Linked DNA regions of Mus musculus: region 2 is linked to region 1. Evidence: chromatin loops called from intact Hi-C (ENCODE). Cell type or tissue: left cerebral cortex. All regions are shown on one strand.

The links. A loop is a pair of places that touch in the nucleus more often than their neighbours do. Peaks named below come from ENCODE experiments on the same cell type or tissue, not always from the same donor. Only the 100,000 strongest peaks of a DNase experiment are listed, where the experiment ranks them.
Region 2: it touches region 1 in a loop (6-fold over the local background); 34 of 42 quality-filtered maps call a loop at or near these places.

The regions. Positions count from the first base shown.
Region 1 is chr11:63,917,227-63,925,226 of GRCm38, forward strand. Hs3st3b1 (heparan sulfate (glucosamine) 3-O-sulfotransferase 3B1) reads right to left here and starts at 5,058. Exons shown (of 2, transcript NM_018805.2): 1 at 4,108-5,058. The coding sequence starts at 4,661. In left cerebral cortex, a CTCF peak has its summit at 3,431; DNase peaks (open chromatin) are centred at 3,425, 5,168 and 7,096; H3K4me3 peaks cover 2,426 bases.
Region 2 is chr11:64,430,784-64,438,783 of GRCm38, forward strand. Hs3st3a1 (heparan sulfate (glucosamine) 3-O-sulfotransferase 3A1) reads left to right here and starts at 4,549. Exons shown (of 2, transcript NM_178870.5): 1 at 4,549-5,843. The coding sequence starts at 5,284. It overlaps F930015N05Rik (RIKEN cDNA F930015N05 gene), which reads right to left and starts at 5,891. Exons shown (of 1, transcript NR_028445.1): 1 at 2,352-5,891. In left cerebral cortex, no CTCF peak of the experiment used is centred here; DNase peaks (open chromatin) are centred at 4,605, 5,004, 5,100, 5,465 and 1 more place; H3K4me3 peaks cover 1,718 bases; H3K27ac peaks cover 456 bases.

The DNA of each region.
Region 1 (8,000 bases):
CACATCTGCCTTCTGATTAATGAGCACAAAGTAATCACGGTGTCGTTCTCCACTTGGGATCATTCTATCGTTTTAAATGAACAAATTAATTCCAAAGAGCTTAGGAAGATGTCACTTAACCTGGGCCTCCCAGCCTGAAAAGGGCAAATGGCATTGAATAAACCGTTTCCTCCAGGAGACACTGGCTGTTTTTTCAACCACTATACTTGAGGGCTATTTTTGTCATTTTAATGACTCCTTTGATTCTAGCTGTTCTGTGCAGAGAAATAAAAGTGCCAGAGTGGTATGATTATCCTCATCTAGTTAGAAACCAGTGCAAGATGATTCCCAGTCAATTGTCCCCACATTACAAAGGTTTTAAGATAAATGACAAAGTGGGCACTCGGCACGGGGGCCACCGGAGGTAGGCAGGAAACCTTCAAACACTATTAGAGCAGACATCACTTTGAAGAATTACACATGACTAACAGCACGTTTTAGTCACTAAAGTCAGGGAGCCTGGCACAGAAGGCTGTCCTGTTGGAAGAACTCTTGTCACTTTCTAGCTGTGAGACTTTGAGCAAGTTGATTAACCTCTCTGTTCCGGCCTGTGTTTCGTCACCTGTCAAAGTATCCACTTCACAGGATGGTAATGAGGATTAAATCAGCTAACCATAACACTTGAAACAGTGCCTGGAACAAATGTTTAGTACATTTTAACAGTATTGTTAAACCACACACACACAGACACAAACACACACACAGAGCGAGTCACACACATACACACACCCACAGAGATCGACACCCCCACTCACTCCCCGCCCCCCCCCACTCCCTACCCCCACCCCCCTCTGCCGCTTATTTTGTACAACAGAAATTGAAAGGGGACCTGAAAGAAGTTCCCACTACTGTGGAGCAAATGACAATCATATAAAGTCTGACTAACTTAACTCCTAAACTCTGGTCATCAAATTCTTGGAAATTTACAAAAACTTGAGCTGGATCAAGAAGAAATCCTTTTTAAAAACATCAATGTCTCTCTGTCAGTTTAAATCTTTATACCAGGCCGGCTGGTGGCTTGCTCCAAGGCCTGTAAATTTCTGGTCTCCTAACCCCAATCCTCTCAGACACCACAGCCCCATGAGCCCCTTAGACATCACTAAGTTTGGAAAGTGATCAGAGAACCCTGGATATGAACTGGAAAGTCAGCTCAGAACTCTGGACAAACTGGGCCTCAAACAGACTGGAACTAGCTCATATTAGCTTCGATTTTGCAAACTTGGGTGGTGGAGGCAGCAGGGTCGGCTCCAAGTTGCCACCAAAGCAGGCTCTGACCTCCCAGGATTCTGCCACACACCCTACCCCACCCCCACCCCCACCCCCACGTTGGCTGATGGTGCATTGGTAGGGAGCTGTAAGGACTGCAAATTCCCTGGCATCCAGGAAAATCCACGAGGCTCTGGGCCCCTGGCAGGTCTGTGTATTAACCCATTAAACTCATTAACAACTCGCTCAGACACAGCCACGACCCTCATTCTACAACCGATTGCCCGCTGACCCCAGAACTCAACCATCCATTCCACACACCCTCCCATTTTGTCTCAAAGGCCTTAAAAGCGCCTCGCCTTGCTCACACTTCGGCTTTGAGGACTTGTTTTAACCAAGATTGTGCCTTGCAACAACATTCTAGTTAATCATTATTTATGCTGTTCTCCAGCGGGTGGCCTATCTCGGGACAGAGAAGGAGGGACCCTACAGGCCTGGTTTGGAGCACAGCCTTGAGTGCCCGGTGGACTCCAGCCGGGAAGGGATAGTTGCAGCCCTCTGGGTCAGCGGCTCCTGAGCCTGTTGGATTTAGACTTTCAAGGTTGCTTTCAAATAAATCGTGAAGTCCTTACATTGCTCCAGGCACTCCGAACAGTCTAAAATGATTTATAAGCTCTAAATAAACAGCATTAACTTTTTTTTCTTTTAAGAAAATATTCAGTAACTCTGCTGGCACACTGGTCGCTGGTGGGACAGCCAGGGAAGGCCGCGCGGACAGGACACTTGCGCTACTGCTACTGCAGCTAGATCACCAGGTCACCGCCGCGAGGCCCGTGCCTCCCTATGGCTTCCGAAGGAAAAGGACCCCGGCCCCCCGCGGCCTGTTGGAACCCGGGTGGCCCGCATGGCTGCTGGCGGCGCGGTTTCGGGTCGCCGGTCCCCGCCAAGCTCTTCGGCTGTGCTCTCCGTCGCCGCCCAAGAGAAGCGAGGGCCTCCAGAGCCCCAAGGGCGGTGGCAGGTGGAGGCAGCCACCTCTGCCGCCGCCTCTGTGTGAATCTTCCAGTGGGGATTTCCACCACCTGCCCCAGGTGCCTCTAAAACCTTCAAGGGCTCAGCGACTCGCCCGCCACTTGCTACCAACCCAGCCCGAGTGGGTCTGGTTAAAAAAAAAAAAAAAAAAAAGACCCAGGCTGCCTCGGGTTCGGCTCCGCCAGAAATGATTCTAAAGATTAGCCTGCCACCAGGTCCTCGGAACCTTATCCCAGGAGCCCGTTGTGTACAGGACGAGTGGAGGCAAAGAGGTAATGGCATCAACAACACATCGATGGCAACAGCCTACAGATAGCGAAGGCCCCCGTGGTAAACTGCTCCTGGCTGCACCCAAGGATTCACCCTTCCAGGCCCAGCCAGAATCCAAGTTATTCCCAGTGCCCGGATGAGACCCAGGACTCATCGGACGAGAATCCGAGCGTTGCACCCGGAGTCTCCATTCTTAGCCCGCAGTGTTCTGGGAACTGTGAGAAAGGAGACCGTCACTGCTGGCTTAAACCTCCAGACTTGGGCAACTCTTCCCAATTTAAAATAATAATAATAGTAGTAAAGAACAAAGGGGAGGGGGCGAGAGAGGCTGGGAAGGAAGCTGCTTTAATCCTCAGGGTCAGGCCCTTTTATTTGCCACGCCATCCGTGTCCTAGAAAGTATGGTCGAGGCAGAGAGCCGGGTTCGGTTCGTGTTTCTCCTTGTTTTCGGAAATCCTGATGCTCTTTGAAAGTAATTGGGTCTGGGGGGAAAAAAATCGAGGGAGACGCTAATGCTGGGTGATGACCTAAAGCGCTGAGGACCCGGCTGGGTTTCCGGAAACTGGGGTGTGACCCCTCCAGCAACTCACACCAAACCAGCAGCCCGGGATGCAGTGGGCAGAGGTCGTGAATGTGACCCGGGAGCCTCGGTCCCTTTAGAACTGGGCTCACAGCCGGAAGCCACGACCCCGAAACAACCCTCATTTCTCAATCAATGGCCCAGGGATATTCTTTGAGGTCGGACATGTACCAGGTCCGCAGAAATACACGTCCTTGTCTTGGCGCTCCCAGCACCGAGACCGGGAAGGCGAAGCGGCTGCGCCGGCAGCGCCTCGGGCGCCCAGAAGCCTTCAAAGAGGCTGCGCGCTGCAGTGCGCGCCTTTGCCCGACAGGGACCAGCACAGCTCCACGCCCGGCGCGCCGCAGCCAGCAAAGTCGCGCAGCCTCCCGGTTACCCTCCCTAGCACAAGCGCCTCGCAAGCTGAGCGGGTCAGACCCCCTTCGGGTTGCGGCAACAAGAAGAATTGTAACAAAAAGTTAGACTCAAAACACCCTTGGCTCTGAGCCTTAGCCTGCGCCCCTCTCCCCATCTGGGCAGCAGAAGCGACTCTAGCAGTTGGTGCTCGTTAAAGGCTGTGACCCAGAGGCGCACAACACTCCTCCCCGCGTCCCTGGCTGCAAGAGAGACAAAATCCTAACCACTCCGAGTTATTCGCGTGGGATGCGGCCACAGCCAAAAGGTAACCGGTTCCTCCGGCGCTTTCCCAGTAGCTGCCGGGTGGGTGTCTTTGTGGAGAGATCACCTAAATGGTTCTAGGGCGCAGCATACCAGCCAACGGTGCCAAGCTAAAAGTTTCTGTAGGTGGCTGTCTCAGCCTACTCCGGAGCATCTGATTTCTCCCCAACTGTCCACCAGCAATGTGCGGTCGCACTTTGGTCCCCGCCCGCCCTAAATTGACGGAAGTTGTACCCCTGCTTCCCTCCCCACCTGACGCGCAACGGCCGGTGGGGGCTCACGGTCGGGATCACGGCCGGCGCAGCGGCCCCTGGAGAGGAAACTCACCGGTACCAGGCAAGACCCTTGTGGTAGCTGCGGTCGAAAAAGTGGGGCTCGGCGCCCACGGCGCGCACGTCGGGGTGCACGCGCAGGAACTCCAGCAATGCCCGCGTGCCGCCCTTCTTCACCCCGATGATGATGGCCTGCGGCAGCTGCTTGCTCCCAGCGCCGCTGAAGAAGCTGGAGATGGGACTGGGGGAGTCCGGCGCCTCTGGACTCTGCTCCTCCTGGCTCCCAGCGCCTACTGTCTTATCCTTGCCTGCAGCCAGCGAATTGGCCGGAGGTGCCCGGAAGGGCATCTTAGGGGATGTCTCATTCGGAGCTGTGACCAGGGCTGGCTGAGCGTGAGTAGCGCGGGACCCCGAGCCCAGGAGCAGCAGGCCGGGAGCGGCGGTACAGGAGCCGGCGCACGAGTACAAAAACATGTACAGCCAGATGCAAAGCATGGCGAAGAGCAGCGCGAGCTTCCTCCTCACCGGCGGCGGGGGCGGCGGCGGCTGCGGCAGGAACCGGCCCGGGACATCGAGACAGGACCGGCCGCCGCTCAGGCGCTGCCCCATACGCGGCCCGCGGGCGCGGCCAGGGGCATGGCTCAGCACATGGCAGGAGTCCCGCCGGAACAGAGAGCACCGCGACGGTCCCCTGCCACTTTGAGCCCGGAGTGATTCGGTTTATTGCCCTCCTGCGCGCGCGGCTGCCGAGGCTGCGGCTCTTCCCCGGGTGGCGGCGGCGGTTGCAGCGGCGACGGCTCTTGACATGATGCCCACGAGAAGCCGGGGTTGGAAAGCTAAGTCCAGGCGACGGGAACTGTGAGCAGACGCGCTGTCAGTTACGCTGTGCCCCGCACTCAGTAACTCTGGACGGGGCGCACGACAGCTCGCCGGGGCTGCCTCCTCGCAGCCAGGAGATTGAGAGCAGCCCCGGCGCTTGCCCGCTGAGGCTGCGGCGGAGAACTGCGCAGGAAGAGAGCCCAGCACTGAGGTGGAGTGGGCGGTCCCGGCCTTCCGAGTGACGGGCTGCGCTACCTACCAGGAGGCGCGAGCAGCATGCAAATGCCGGAGCTTCACCCAAGTCGAAACAGCCAATCGTCTCTCGGAACGTGGGGGTGTGGAAAGGGTTCGCGAAGGGGGGTAGAGCAGTATGGGGTTGCTATTGGCTTCAGAATTCAAGGGGCGGGTTCAGGGAGGCGAGGCCATCGGCTGGTGACAGGAGCAGATGGTGAGGATGCTGGAGTGACCCAACGCTGAAAGAGGTCCCACCCGGTTGAGTGGCGCTCTCTTATACACGCGCGCTTTTCCACACTCGCTTCTGAGGCCAGTCTTGGCTATAGTTGCCTATGTGACAAAGATGCCAGTCCTCATCCAAGGGTCCCGCCATCCGGCTCCTGAGTGTAAAAGCTGCAGAAAAGAGACAGGGATGGAAGAGGGAAAGCCGACCAGACGTGTTTCCAGCCCCACCCGCAAACCCAGTTTCATAATCGGGGCTCAGGGAAGGGCCTCCAACAGACCCTGATTTAGGAAGTTTAAGTAGGGAAAACCTCGGCGGAAGTCACTAACTTTCCCGCTCTCTCAATATTGTCCAGAATGGTCTCCCTGTGCCTGGCGCTTAATAGGGACAGACGTAAACACTATCTCACTCTTTCCAAACTCTCCTGAAAAGGCCTGGGGGGTGAACAGAGAGAAGGAAGGTTGTTTAGTTTAAAGACACTAGTTGAAACTTAAAGTCACATGTCGGAGTTTTATATGGGTATCTGTTCCTTGGCATCATTAATTTGATAGATGTTCTAACTTCTTTCTCTTGAACAAACAATTAAGCCGGCATCCGCCCCTGCTTAGAAGATTGGTTGGGTTTCTGACCTATGACTCTGTACTGAATCCTAGGCGTTTTCCCCCAATAACTTTTTTTTAAGTCGAATGTTGATATGGGGTAAATTCAGGAGTAGTGACTAGCACTTATTTAATGGTGAAAATCCACTCCGAGGCTTCCTTGTTTCGCACCTTTGTCCAGGGGGGCGGCCCGGAAAGGGGTCTTCTCAGAAACTGTCAGCTCTGGTGAGGGAAGCTCGGGCGCTGATGCCTGGCCAAATTTCTGCGCTGGCGATCGGAGTTAGGAAAGTCGGGATGGGGACGTTCACCCAAGTGGCGGCTTGAGAGCCTTTCGGTGCCTGGAATCCATTTTCCGCAAGACCGAAAGGCCTCCAACGCCAGGCTGCGTGCGGTTCCGGGACAGAATTTTCATTCCTTCCGACCCCCGTGCAGGCCGCGGGGACGCAGGAGGTGACTCACTCTGCGGCCACAGGCGCCTTGCACTTCCCGGTGGGCACCGGCGGGCGAAGCGGAACCGATCTTATCCTTTCTCCCTTTACTCAACTATTTGAGACAGTGTGGGGGTAATCAGAGTGCATACTGTCTCCCTCCCGGAATTAATGTCCCCAAGTGCCCAGAGCTCTTGCTGCTCCTCCACGGTCCGGCTTCCGGACGGTAGAGCCAAGCTAAAAAAGTAGGTTTGAGTTGTGCACCTCGGATTTGAAGTGCATCCTAGCCATAGCGGTGACCAAAGATGACAGAGCGGCCGCCACCGGACCTCTGCGCTCTTGCTATACTCTTTTGACATCCCTATGTGTCTAGCCCAAGACAATTTCCTACAAAACGGTTGAGAGGGAAATCATTTAGTCGGAGGACACTTTTCTTTCTTCTCCTTTATTGCAGCTGTTAGGATTTCTAGGGTTTCCACACCCCTCCCCACCGCCGTCGCTGAGATGTGGGTTCTTCGAAGTGATTTAATAGTCCTCATTAAAAAAAAAAAAAAGTTAATCAGTCAATGTAGGAACAAATGCATCTCTGAGCACTAGTCCGGCTTTTTGTTTTCAGTTCGAGAAGGAAAGATCAGGGTCTCCGACCGGCGCCTTTTCAAGTTCTCGTTATTTAGATGGGAAGGAAGTTGCTGATTTGAAAGTGGTGAATTGCAGTTCCCACGTGGCTCCCTGAAGGCCTGACTACGTGTAAATAGAAATGGTCCCTGTCCTGTGGGTTAGCAAAGGCCATTAAGTGAGCGATTACACATCGAGACCACCGGATATATTTGGAGTCTCTTTTTCCGGGGGTGGAGGGAGGAAGCCAACGAGTGGAAGCAAAGACGTGGGCGTCGGAAATTGCCAAAAGTGTGGCGCTGAGCTGAGCGCCTAAGGGCTAAATCGCAGCCTGGCCTACTAGGTCCGGTTGCGGAGAACAATAGGGGAGTTCTCTCTATGCCCCAAGCCAGGGCCTCGGCCGTCCAAGGTCAGCGGGTGGGCGGGGTCAGAATTTGCAGTTCGGAGCAAGTTGCAGGCTGCGACTGCACGCTTTGGTCCTTTGGCCTTCAAACTCCCCAGGAGCTATCCTGGAGTGACTTGGGAGTTACTCCTGTGCCATAGCTTCCCTCGTTCAGACCTCAGCAGATGCCATTTCTTGCTTGGCCTTACACACCAAATGCGAAGCCTGAGATTCGATCTTGGGCAGAGCTGATGCCAATCTGACTGGAACCCCCTACCTTTATCTATCGTTCCTGGGTATCCAACAAGTGCTACCACCAGAACCAGAAAAAGAAAAAAAAATGCCCTCCAATAAACTTATCCACAATGCTTACTCTTTGGAAAATATGTTAAGGGGAGAATTCAGCTTCAGCACACCTGAGGTTTATGTCTTATTTGGGTTCGTTTATTCATGGTTACCTAATGAGAGCGAGTACCCAGTCTAATCTGCAAGGCAGTGGTGGTCCTTGCCTTCTTTCCCTGGGTCCTGTAGCTAGCAACCTGTTGTGACTCCAAACTTTCTAAAAAGGAATGGCCTGAGCTAAGATTCCAGCAGAACACGCTCTCCGGCTTCCATCCTAGCAGCTGCGCCTGACCCGCCTCCTTTCTG
Region 2 (8,000 bases), 510 kb after region 1:
CAAACAACATCAAAAAAGAAACAATAAAACAAAAATTAAAAAAAAACACAAAATAAAACAAAAACAAGATTCTGCTTATGGAGAATATACATTTTATAGATGCTTAGAGTCCTCTAACAGATATTTATTGACTGCCTCTTAGGGTCACCATGTTTACCAATATTACTCAAAATACAGTAGCGGCACCCCATTCTCCCATTCTTCCAACACATTTTGAAATTGATGGCATCCTCTACTGGCCCTTCATTTCCAGGAAATAACTGAATGTCATTTTTGCTATCTGTAGTAAGGATGGTCACTCCATTGGCATACACTCCTGTCCTGACTTGGTAAAAGAAAAAGCTCTGTTACAAAGGCAAAGGCAGCCATGTCTATGTTCACAGACATTCTACCACGATGGGGACTCTCATAAAAATCATACAAGGTATTCAAGATCTGACTTCTGCTTTTACCCCCTCATTTCTTATGGTCTCTAGCTCTCATTAACATCTTGCCCAGGCTAATCATTCCCATTGAAACATGTGCAGTTTACAGCAAAGTACTGTCCCCCCTGTCTCTTAGTCTTTTTTTTTCTCATTGAATACCCCTCCTGTCTTAGTTGGGTGTTTCTATTTCTGCACAAAGCATCATGACCAAGAACCAAGTTGGGAGGAAAGGATTTATTCAGCTTACACTTCCACATTGCTGTTCATCACTAAAGGAAGTCAGGACTCGAACTCTAGCAGGTCAGGAAGCAGGAGTTGATGCAGAGGCCATGGAGGGATGTTACTTATTAGCTTGCTTCCCCTGGCTTACTCAGTTTGCACTCTTATAGAACCTACGACTATCAGGCCAGGGATGGCACCACCCGAAGTGGGCCCTCCTACCCTTAATCACTGATTGAGAAGATGCCTTATAGCTGGATCTCATAGAGGCATTTCCTCAAGGGAGGCTCCTTTCTCCATGATAACTCCAGCTTGTGTCAAGTTGACACACAAAACCAGCCAGTACACACCCCCAATCTTGTAGCTCTTCTCTTGATTCATTGGCTCATTCAGCGCATCTCCCCAGGACATATCTTTGCATCAGGTAATATGTTTGATCTTGAAGGTGTACCAGCGAGCAGTGAGGTACTTATAGCCTAAGGGGGAGGTATAGGTGGCCAGGCCAGTCGTCTCTGTAACTCTGGTCCTTTCTGAGGTTCTGAACCAGGATCTTTCATCAAAGGAAAGAGAGGAGATGGACGAAGAAGGCATTCTTGAAGATGAATTTTGAGTTGGAATCTACAGGATTGTTAAACATGAACACCATTTGACTTGAGAGAACAAAAAGGAGTACCATCAAGAACTGAATGTGCAGCATACAGTCTAGTAGTTTGTTGAGTATAGCCCTATCCTCTGATGAGCATGGGTAGAGAATTTTTCTCACGAAGCTCATAAAACCCATGTGTCCTCACAGGTGAGACACCATCGATCTCTTTGCAGTGTTCCTTGTTCCTGCTGCAGGTAGATGACCTGAATACTTGATACTAGCCAGCTTCTGAGCTTTCTGGCTTCTATGTTGGTTAGTCCATCAGGGCACACTGACTCTAGATGTTCCAGATGAAGGCAGGAATACAGAAGGGGACAATTAAGGGACAGTGAAGGGGACATTAGGGTGGTTTCTTATATATGTTTGCTTCCTGGGGATGGAGAAATAAAAAGAAAAGTCTATCATGATGTTATATGTATTATCTATCATCTGTTTATTTGTACATGTTTGCATATGCGAGCTTACACACAGACACACACACACTCAGATTCCTTTCCTAGAAGGTCATCTTAGTCCAGCTTGTCCAAACACCAAGGTACAGTCCTTTGCTTTACAACTGGCTTTTTCTAGCTATGATTTCCCCCTCTGCTTATGATCCATCTCACCTCTGTAGATGTAATCCTCATTGCTTCAAGGCAACTAGCCCAGGAGTCCTGTGATAAACTCAGGCTCTGTCTCAGCTACTTCTCTGTAAAAGTCTTTTGTTCATAAAGCTCCCATGAGTTATCTTTATTTAAATGTGGGTGTCTTACTACTGCCCAAAGGACCCTCCTCCTCTGAAACAGTACTGTCTTCTGGGCTGTCACTTCAGTAGTGACAAGCTACATGTGGGTACTGAGCATCTAAAATGTGGCTTCAATTAAGGTGTGCAAAGAAGAGGAAAATACACTGGTATCCAAAGGCTTGGATGAAGAAGAGAGAAAGAGAGAGAGAGAGAGAGAGAGAGAGAGAGAGAGAGAGAGAGAGAGAGAGAGAGAGAGAAAGGAGGGAAGGAAAAAAGGGAGAGGGAGGGAGGGAGGGAGGGAGGGAGAGAGAGAGAGAGAGAGAGAGAGAGGAGAAAGGTGTTCCAATATGGTTTCTGCTCTTCACAGAGTGCCACAGAGGTCAATATGCATAATAGCCATTTATTCAGCTTATGTTTCTGCATGCTAGGAAAAGTCTGGGGGCTTGGGGCCACATCATTCCTATGCACGATGTATATACTATATACAATATCACCTTATGATGAACTACAGTTGAACTGGGAGCTCAGTGCTTTCCAGATGAGAAAACATATATTCTGGTGACCATCTGCACAACGACACACTTTCAGAGCAACTTTTAAATGGTCTCTGTTTTTGTTGTCTTCCTTCTACAAACCAGACTGAAATACACAGAGGAAAGTTTCAAAACACATTAAACCTTAAGCTTCAAAGTGGTTTGTCAATATCCAATTTTCAGACATAATAGGACATGGAAACTTGGCAAGGCATGTTGCTCATCCTGGGCAAAGACCAGTGCTTTCTGGTCTCTGCTTCTAAACAGATCTTCATTGGTCTGGGAATCAGTTGTGACTGGTAGTTTATGAACACGGCACTATTCTTACCCAACAGGCCACATGTGATCCAGTTCTATCCAAGCAAACTTAGAATCAGTAGGGCCCCTGTGGAAGCTGAAAGGCAACCCCCTAACTTACACTTCCTTGGTCAAATGGGGAATGAGCAGGAAGAGGAGAGAAAATCTGAGTGTCAAAGCTAGGCAGCCAGGATTCCTAAGTGAGTTTCCTGAGACCTAGCTCTCTTGACTGCTGGACTCTTATTAGCACAGGGAGGGGAGGGGTTAGGGAGCTAGGAAGATGTCTACAGCGCACAGGATTGGGCTACAGTGACCAGGGCACAGCCCACATTGCCAGGTATCTTGCAGGAGACAGAAATAAGGAAGCAATACGATTAGGACAAAAATGAAATATCTGGTGGTGGAAGAGATGGCTCGGCAGTAAGAGCCCTGGCTGCTCTTCTAGAGGACCTGGTACAATTCCCAGCACCCACATCTAGGCTAACAACTGTCAGGAACTCCAGTTCAAAGAGATTTAGAACTCTCCAGCTGGCACCAGGTACCCACGTGGTGCACAGACACACATGCAGGCAAAACAGCCATACACATAAAATACAAATAAATGAAAAATTGAAAACAAAACCACCACAGAGTAACAGCCAAAGAAAGCAATCAAACCTTCAACATCTCCTGAAGATTTTACTACTCACCTCCCCAGGAGCCAGCAAGGGGCAGATTTTACCTCTTTGTGACTTGCTTTGGGGGCATGGGAAGGGTATCTAGGGGTCAGGGGAAATAAGAGAAAAAGGAACCCGTTGTTTAGGGAAGGACTCTTAACTCTCAAAGAGTGAAAACACATTCACGCATGTGGGTGGTGCACATATGCAAAGTATTAAACTTTATCAACAACTGGTTATACGGATTTGGAATTGTACTTATTATTTTTTAAATATAATTTCTGTTTTGGTGTATTTATTGATCTAGTTTCTAAGGGGTTCCTTTCCAGGTCCTATGAGACTCTTCATCTTTTTAAATAAATCCAAAGGAAAAACAAGCAAGCAAGCAAACTAACAGACAGACTTGTAAGGGCCCTCAGTGGACAGGGAAGTAGAAGGCAAGTCTGTACTGAAGCTGTCTCTTTGCCCAGACAAATGGGGGCGTGGCCTGCCAAGAACTCTTGGGAACAAAACTTCAGAAGTCTCTGGGATGAGAGGGGATGGGATGGGTGGGCTGGAGAAGGGTAGGAATACAGAAGCTGGGACCAGAGGGAATCAGGAAGTGGGGATCTGGGGGTGTTAAGGCTGCTAAGGACTAAGCTGAGCTGGAGAGGTCTGAGAACCCCCAATCCGGCAAGGGGTGGACTGGCTGGGCGTTAGACTCAGGCAATCATACAGGCGCTGTCAATCTGACAGCGCCCAGAGACCTAGGGGTGGAGGAGGAGGAAGGAGGAAAGGAGAGAGGGAGTGCGAGGAAGGGGCGTCTCCTCTGTCGTCCGCGCCCTCTCCAGTGTATTGGGCGGTGCCTCGTCACCTTTTTTTTTTTTTTTTGTCCCGGTCCCACCCCTTCTGCCTCTCTAGCCCGGCCCCTGCGCCTCTGCTCTGCACCCTAGAGCGGATCCCCGCGTTGGTCTGGCCTGGGCCGTTGACGTCACCACCAAGTTTGCTGTCCTTCGCGTCCCACGTGTGGCGGTAGCGGCTGAGGAGGCTGCGGGGAGAGCCCAAGAGCACAGTGGCAGCGGTGGCTGACAGGTCCCGCACAGCGGGGCCCCTCCAAGCTGTTCCCAGCTGGGGCCCCAGAGGAGTGGGTAGACTTCCGGAGCGCTCAAGAGGCCAGAAGGCTTGAGTCCCATTCGGATAGAGGGACTAGGGGGACTTTGCTTGCTCGGTTGCTGAGACGAGCTGAGCCAGGACTCAGGGCACGCTCCTGGGCGGGCCAGGAGAGCAGAAGCTGGAAAAAGGGTCACTCGTTCTAACCGGAGCGTACACAATTCTTCGGCCCGAGAGTCCTGCGCCCGCTCCACGGGGGACTGAGCCAAGGATGTGTTATCGCTGAGCCAAGTTCCGCACCGCTCAGGACCCTGCTGAGCCGAGCACCTTCGCCACTGCCGCCGCAGAGACTCCCTTGCCGGGCGACTCTCGGAGACCCAGGGCGCGGAGCTCTGCGCAGCTAGGCTCAGGACTCGGGCGCGTTTCAGACCCAAGACCATGGTTTCTTAAGCACGGCCCCGCACCCCTTTCCTCCTCGTCGCCCGAAGCCCAGGACCCCAAGAAGGGCTCGCAGTGCTTGGTCCCTAGTTCCAGCCCCTGCTGCCGCCCAGCGGGGCAGCTCTCAGGCACGCAGGGCGGCTCAGGCGATGCGGCCGCGGGGCAGCACGCTGGCTGGCAGCGGGGATGGCGGAGCTCCCAGCACAGTCGTGGCCTAGCATGGCCCGCTCGCCGTCCGAGGTCGCCTCTGGCTAGGATGGCCCCCTCGGGTCCCACCGGCGCCCAGCCCAGCCCGGCGGAGCCACTGTCGCGCAGCATCTTCAGGAAGTTCTTGCTGATGCTCTGCTCGCTACTCACTTCCCTCTACGTCTTCTACTGCCTGGCGGAGCGCTGCCCACCCGGCTCGGGCCCCGTCGCGGGGGTCCCGGGGCGCGGCGTCCCTGCAGGACCCAGGGAACTGGCGATGTGGCCCGCGGGAGCGCCAAGGAAGCGCCTCCTGCAGCTGAGGCAACGGAGGAGGCGCGGGCGGTCGGGGCCAGGAGACAGCAGCGACCAGGAGGAGCAGAGCCCTGGGCTGGCCGCCGCACCAGGAGGCTCCGGGGCGGGAAGCAGCGTGGCCGAGGCCCAGCCGGGGACCCTGGCCTTACTTCTGGACGAGGGCAGCAAGCAGCTGCCGCAGGCCATCATCATCGGCGTGAAGAAGGGCGGCACGCGGGCGCTGCTGGAGTTCCTGCGCGTGCACCCCGACGTGCGTGCCGTGGGTGCTGAGCCCCACTTTTTTGACCGCAGCTACCACAAGGGCCTCGCCTGGTACCGGTGAGCGCGGGGACCCCCATGGGTACTTCTGAGCGCTGGCTGTGCAGAGGGGGAGACTAGGAAGGGATGGCAAAGGGGGAGCAGTAGCTGTTCCCATCTTGGGCTCCCGTTCTTCTCCCTTGGGGAGGGGCAGATGGAGAGAGGAATGGAGATCTTGATTTTAATTGTCAGGGCTCCCCAGTTCCCCAAACATCTTATTCCTTGAAATCGCCCTAGTAATTAGATAAAGGAAAAGAAAAGGAAAGAGGAGAGTTTCCTTTTAAGTTAGAAAACTGTTCCTCATTACTGGGCTTACCAAGGGAAGCCTATGTCTATTCCTTTATCTTTGGGGTAATTCCCTGTGGTTAACATGGGTCTTTGCTCCGGTATTTATTTGCCTTGACCCTTTGCCAGATAGTTGTCCAAGGTGGTAAGTCATATAGAAACTTAGTAAAAGTGTCAAGAGTCCCTGTAGTTTGGATAATCTATGCCTCATCACGTGCCAGCAACGACTAACTGGGTTTTAAAGAACACTTTGTTGGTAATACTATCAGCCTGACAGAAATTTTTCTAAAGATCTCCTAACTATTATCTTTACAAATAAGATAGTTAATTTTAAAGGGGGGGGGGAAATCATGGGAAAATGCGCTGGATACAATTTAGGAAGTAAATGTTATTTACAGGATAAGCTGATTTGCCAGTGTCAAATTCAGATCACCTATAATATCAGAGTTAGCCAAACTCTAATAAATTCTAGCGTGGCCTGGATTTGGTTTGTGGTAAAAAATACTGATTTATTTTCCCCTCTCCTCCAAGTTCAAGGACAAAATTCATATGGTTAGAATTTTCTCATTTTTATAAAGTTCAGCCTGTTCATAAAATATTCATTCTCATTATAACTGAAACAATATTAGAAAAGTTATGACACAGTTGAGGTACACGTGGAAGGAACCATTCATAAAATACAGACAGACATGATGTGACGAGTTTATTCACTTGTAGAGTCAAGAACATGTTCAGATTGATTTCGGGAGCTGAATTTATAGTTTAGTCCTAAAAAAATAATAATCAAATTCAAACATTAAACACTTCTAAAAACAGTAACTTCCCAGTCATTGGAAAGAAAAACAATCAGCTTTCCCCTGATATAGCATATATATCATTTAAAATCATCAGCCACTTAAATATACTCCCTCCCCCATGCTTCTGTCATTTATGCCCTATCCTCTGGGAAGTTCTTATGCAGTGACCTGTTGAGTCTGGACAACAGGTCCTTCTTCTGGACACAAAGGCTGTTCTGTGCTATTCCCCAAGGACACAAGAATGAAGTGATTAAAGACCCCTAAAACTCTTATCTAGAGCCGCTCGCATTGAATGTGGCCTCATACAGTGCAGGGAGAGACCCATTTCAAGCCATCAGTCTGAGACATACAGGCCGGCCCTGGGCTCTGAGGTACAATTAAATATAGTGAAACATTTAGTACTAATCCCCTTCATTTTTGCTTTGCCCTACTAAACTTTATTTTCACAAGATGGGATTGCTTCTTCTTACTCCAGTAACGTCTGTTTGAGGGCATGGTATATCTACAGACCTGGATCTGATTTTCTGTGGAACTTTCTGAAATCATGTAAAAGCAAGAAGGTTTTGAGGTAACTCGAAACACAACTACTTTAAAAAAAAAAGTATGGAAAAAAAAAAAAGAAAAAGAAAAAGTCATAAACTTTAAGGCCGCCCTGTCCTTTACTATGAAGAAAATCTCCTTGGATTGTTTATCCAGTAGAGGAGTTTTATAAAGCAATTTATGGTGGTTACAAAAATAACTGCACAGTAGGCTTCATGGTTTGGTGAATTTAATTTTCCAAGTGTCGGAACAATGTCTTTGTTTTAACATTCACAGTGGAGTGGGTTTTTTTTTTTTTTATTGAATGCATAAATTTAAGCTCACTGAATTATATGAGAAACTCTTATTTAAGAGGACCCAACCTGTGGAGCCTGGATTATGGGATTATTTAATGAAAATTTCCCCACGGGTTCTTTTCATCTTGACTCTGAACTTGGAGTTTGATGTTTGTGAGAAGGACTGAAGACTGAAGTCTCTATGTGAGAAAACCCCACACAGGCTGTCTTGAAGCTGCTGTTCATTTTGGCTACTTATATTTACCTAATATTCAGAAGAA